2 separate regions of the Homo sapiens genome follow, and region 2 is linked to region 1. The links are chromatin loops, found by intact Hi-C in ENCODE. Cell type or tissue: gastrocnemius medialis. All regions are shown on one strand.

The links. A loop is a pair of places that touch in the nucleus more often than their neighbours do. Peaks named below come from ENCODE experiments on the same cell type or tissue, not always from the same donor. Only the 100,000 strongest peaks of a DNase experiment are listed, where the experiment ranks them.
Region 2: a loop joins it to region 1, with 2.4 times the contacts of the local background. A loop is called at or near these places in 3 of 110 quality-filtered maps.

The regions. Positions count from the first base shown.
Region 1 is chr13:40,408,171-40,410,670 of GRCh38, forward strand. The region is part of intron 6 of LINC00598 (long intergenic non-protein coding RNA 598); the gene reads right to left. Among named protein-coding and RNA genes, the nearest start is that of LINC00598, 72 kb to the right of the region's middle. In gastrocnemius medialis, no CTCF peak of the experiment used is centred here; DNase peaks (open chromatin) are centred at 1,301 and 1,911; H3K27ac peaks cover 1,408 bases.
Region 2 is chr13:40,548,542-40,551,041 of GRCh38, forward strand. No RefSeq gene overlaps it. Among named protein-coding and RNA genes, the nearest start is that of LINC00598, 69 kb to the left of the region's middle. In gastrocnemius medialis, no CTCF peak of the experiment used is centred here; a DNase peak (open chromatin) is centred at 1,090; H3K27ac peaks cover 2,298 bases.

The DNA.
Region 1 (2,500 bases):
AGCTGGGTGTGTTGGCACATGCTTGTGGTCCCAGCTACTTGGGAGGCTGAACAGGGAGGACCACTTGAGCCCAGGAGGCAGAGGATGCAGTGAGCCGTGACTGCGCCACTGCGCTCCAGCCTAGAGGACAGAGTGAGACCCTGTCTCAAAAAAAAGAAAAAGAGAAAGACAAGACACCAGTAAATATTCAAAAGGAGCTAATATTTACTGATTAGCTCCTTTTGAATATTTACTGGTGTCGAGCATTTTATAATAAAATGTCTCACTTAAATATGTTGTTTTTTACTTCTAATCATGTAGATATTTTCATATTTTTGTTCTCATGGAGTTCTAGATCTAGAAACTTTGTGAGACGGTCTGTAAATAGAAATGGGGCGATCCACAGATTGATCAATTGTTCCCCCATCTCCTTTAAAAACATAATTTAAGCCTTGATTCTGTATAAATTATGTTAAAATAAACACAAATATTTATGATAAAAGGAAGAACAGAATAAAATTTCAGTGACACCACTAAATCTAATGGCACATGAGCTATTTAGAATAACGTTTATGAGCATTTTTACAATCGGGAATTATTTTAACATGACTCATTAGGTTGACGGGCTCCTCTTAAGAGGAAGTCACGTTGAATCTATGGATTTTTGAAGTGTTCATCCAGGCCTTGATCAGGCTGTGGGCAGACACCTCAGATCAGAGTCACCCAGGCCAACACCAATTGTTTGGTTGTAGTTTGTTTTGTTTTACACCAGATGGTAAGTGGTTGAGAGCACATCTTGCCCTTGCCGTCTCAAAAATCAACACTTCATTTATAAGAAACAGGACTATTTACACGAGTTTAAAACGGAGTTTCTTTGTGGAAAATCTGTTCTGATCAATTAAAAAATACACTTTGATTCTCACCTGTTTTCTCATCAGCTTCCCCAAGTAGGAGGATGCATTGACTCCATGTTGAGTGTTTATAGCTAATAGCATAGATACCATATTTTAAGCACCTGCCATGTTTTAGATAGTTAGCTCAATTATCCACATTCCTCCCATGTGAGGTAGCATTATTTCCCCTTGTTTTAGAGATGAAGAAACATCTCTAAAAGAGATGAGGCATATCAAGGTTAAGGAACTTGGCCAGAATCACCCAGACAGAAGAAAGCTGTGGAACTAGAATCTCAAACCAGGTCTTCTAGATCCCAGACTTATTGTCAAGCTGAGGTGGGCCAGTACTCATCGGCACAGTCCCAGAACAAAACTCAGGAGATATGAGTCTGTAGCCAGAGTGTGACTTAACTCACAGGGAAAAGACAGGTGTCTGTGTCCCCGCCAAGACTTGCAGCCTGGCTGAGCTGTCTGGGGTTTGCTGGGGCAGAAAGAAGCATTCACCTTCACTACAGAATGAAGTTCATCATAGATTAAAAGAGGTGAGCAGGAATGACCAACTAGGGAGAAGCAATGTTACACTTTGAGCAACTTCATATCTGCTCACCTACCTTTAAGTGCTAGCAGCAGACAAACGGCCACCACTAACAGCACCAGGACTGCTACCATCACTGCCACTGCCAGCACCGTGAAAATGCCAGTGCCACTCAGCTCTGCCACCCCTAGCACCAACTCATTCCCACTCTCCTTTATCTCTTTTGTTCACTGGCTTTTTTGGTCTTTCCCATCCCCTCTTCCTCGACTGTCTCCCACTAACCAACACAAAACCAGGGAGGTTGTTATCACCAGCACAGGAAAAAAGAAATCATTCTGTTTCTTGTTCAACTCCCACTCAGTCCTTGGCAGGATTATAGACCTAAACGAGGATGTTTACTGAATAACTACATTTGTGCATTTCTTTTTTTTTTTTAGACAGAATCTCGCTTTGTCTCCCAGGCTAGAGTGCAGTGGCGCAATCTTGGCTCACTGCAGCCTCTGTCTCCCAAGTTCAAGCAATTCTCCTGTCTCAGCTCCTGAGTATCTGGGACTACAGCCACACGCCACGATCCCCAGCTAATTTTTGTATTTTTAGTAGAGACGGGGTTTCACTATGCTAGTCAGGCTGGTCTCAAATTCCTGACTTCAGGTGATCCACCCACCTCAGCCTCCCGAAGCACTGGGATTACAGGCATGAGCCACCGCGCTCAGCCCATTTGTGCATTTTCGAAAGCTCACTCAATAATCAGATAACACTGGGGTCCAAACTTGAATCTGCCACTTAGGCACCATGTGACATTGGACAAGGTATTTAAAGTCTCTGAACTTTGGGTGCCCTGTCTTGAATAGGGATAAAAGTTCTACATTTTAGGATTCTTGTGATAACAGATGTTGTGGGGAGGGAGAATTTGGCATAGTTCCAAGATAGTTGCATCTGTATCTGAACCTAGAGGCAATCAAGTGTGGGGCAACCTAGCATCTCCTCTCCAGCTGGCCACTCTCAAGTCTAAGTCCCTTCCTGACTGCTGATACCTGGTAATATGGGGACCACTGGCAAGAAAGGGTATGTGAATTGAAAGAACAGGACACGG
Region 2 (2,500 bases), 140 kb after region 1:
TGCCTCCCGAGTTCAAGCAATTCTCCTGCTTCAGCCTCCCGAGTAGCTAGGATTATAGGCATGCACCACCACGCCTGGCTAATTTTCATATTTTTGGTAGAGACGGGGTTTTGCCGTGTTGGCCAGCCTGGTCTGGAACTCCTGACCTCAAGTGATCCGCCTGCCTCTGCCTCCCAAAGTGCTGGGACTACAGGCGTGAGCCACTGTGCCCAACCAATTCAGGGTATGTTTTATCACGACTTCCAATTATTTCTAAACAGAATTGCTTGACCTCAGGAGGTCCTCCTTTTCACCAAGACATTGTTTTGGTAGGTGTAGGGAAATAAAACAGGAAAAACTTTTCTGTCTTGCAAAGGAGAATTAATTATTTTCCTTTCAAAATAATATTTAATTCTAAAATATTTCAAAAATATTTGAATATTTCAAGTGTTTCAAATTAAATTTTTTTTAAAAGTCAGAACATGAAATCCACATACTTTATCCAATCCCATTAGGCTGGGGAGAGATGGAGACACACCCCCATCACACAACCGAGGCAAAAACTACAAATAACACTGCGGTGTCCTTCTCAGATGAGGTGGCTTGAAAACAAATCACATATCTATTTAATTAAGGGTGGCCAGTTGTCTTGTTAAAAAATAAACGAACAAACTCAGAGACTATAACTGTCCCAAGATGAGCACATCCTAGCTGTGTCTATAGACATGCAACACTTTCTGGGGGAAAGTAGATAAACTGGCATTTCAGTCTTGTTAATGGCAATTTTGGAAGTAGGAGCTAAGTGAAAGGGCTGACTCTGTCCCTGGAGCCCAGAGAAAAATCTATATGTAAAGAAAGGATTCTGCAGCCCTGGAGATGGCTGGCTGGAGGGCAGGCCAATGATCCCTTTTAGACATTTCATCATTGCCCATACCTTTCTCTCTTGCCATTGTACTTGCCTCGGTTGAAGTAATAGCAGCTCCAGACTTGTCAAAATACTTGGGGGTTCTTGGTCTGCTTTTAATTTGGTGGAATGTTGGCAGATGTGGGCTGGCTCACCAAAGAAGAATGTCTTTGGCTGTGTCCAGTGGTCAACTGCACTGGCCAGTTGCTTCAGGCTCAGTGGAAGGCTGTTGATGACCCAAAGTCAGGCAGGCCTGGCTCCAAACTTCTTGTTAGGATGGCTACAGGGCTGCCTCAGGAGAATTGTTAGTATTTAGCCAGGGCTAAACACAGCCACAAGGCTATATTTGGGAAAGGAGTCTTAAATGCTTCCAGTTCACCTGTGTAACTACTCTGACACTAGGGGTTGGGGTGGACTTTAATGATAGGGGAAGGCTTTGAGCTGGACTTTGATAAGGAAGGGAGGAGAAAGACATTCCAGATAAACAGACATTCTGGATAAACAGACCTTCCAGCATGCAAAAAGGCTGGAAGCATAAAAGGGAATGGAGTGTGACTGGTGCATATGGTGGAGATGCAAAGGCAAAGGTTGGTTGGGAAGGACCTTGCATGCTGTCTGAGTACCTTCAGGCTGCTATAATAAAATACCATAATCCAGGTGGCTTAGAAACCACAGAAATTTATTTCCCTGTTTTAGAGGCTGGGAAATCCAAGACCAAGGCCTCTCCCTTTCCTGGTTCACAGATGGCACTTTCTAGGAAGAGGTACCTAGAGCTAGGTACCTCTTTTGGGTTTCTTTTGTGAGGGCACTAATCCCATTCATGAGGGCTCCACTCTCATGACCGAATTACCTCCCAAAGGCCCCACCTCCTAACCCCATCACCACAAGGGTCAGGATTTCAACATTTGCAACATTTAAATGGGGCGGTAGAGGTACACAAACATTCAGATGGTAGTATGTGTCATAGATTCAAGTTTATGCTGAGACACCAGGCTAACATTCCTTTAGAAGAATAACCCTCCAGCCTGTGAAAGATTCTTCCAGGGGGCCTCTGAGTCCTCTCACCCACTGGGTGCTCTTGGTATGTCCACTGTGAGGTGAGGGTTCCAGGAAGTAATTAAAAAGCAGTCATTTGTTAATAGGGTGAACATATAATTAATCACCCAAACCTGAACACTTTGAGTAACAAGAGGAACTTAACCATAACTGTGCTGGGACAACATCTTTTCCTAAGCAAATCAGAACATTTGATTGCTCTCATTTTGTGAGCCCTTTCTATATGCCAAGCACTACCATAGGGGGTTAACTCAGGTTATTTAATTTCCACAGTAACCCCAGTATGCAGGTATAATTCCTCCCATCAAAAATGAGTCTAAAAAGCAGAACTGGCATCCTCTGCATTCCTTTTCCAGTTCCAGAATCTTCCTCTTGCACCCTCATGTTAAAAGCTGTATCCATGCTTACAGCATCAGCCTAACCTGCTGTGTGCCCTTCCCAGTCACTGACATCTAGCAGCTACTGGCTCTGCATTTCTCCCCCAAATTAAAGGCACTGGCACTTAAATGTGACTCCTCTCCACCCCAAGTCCCTTGGTTAGCTCTGAAATCTAATTTGCAT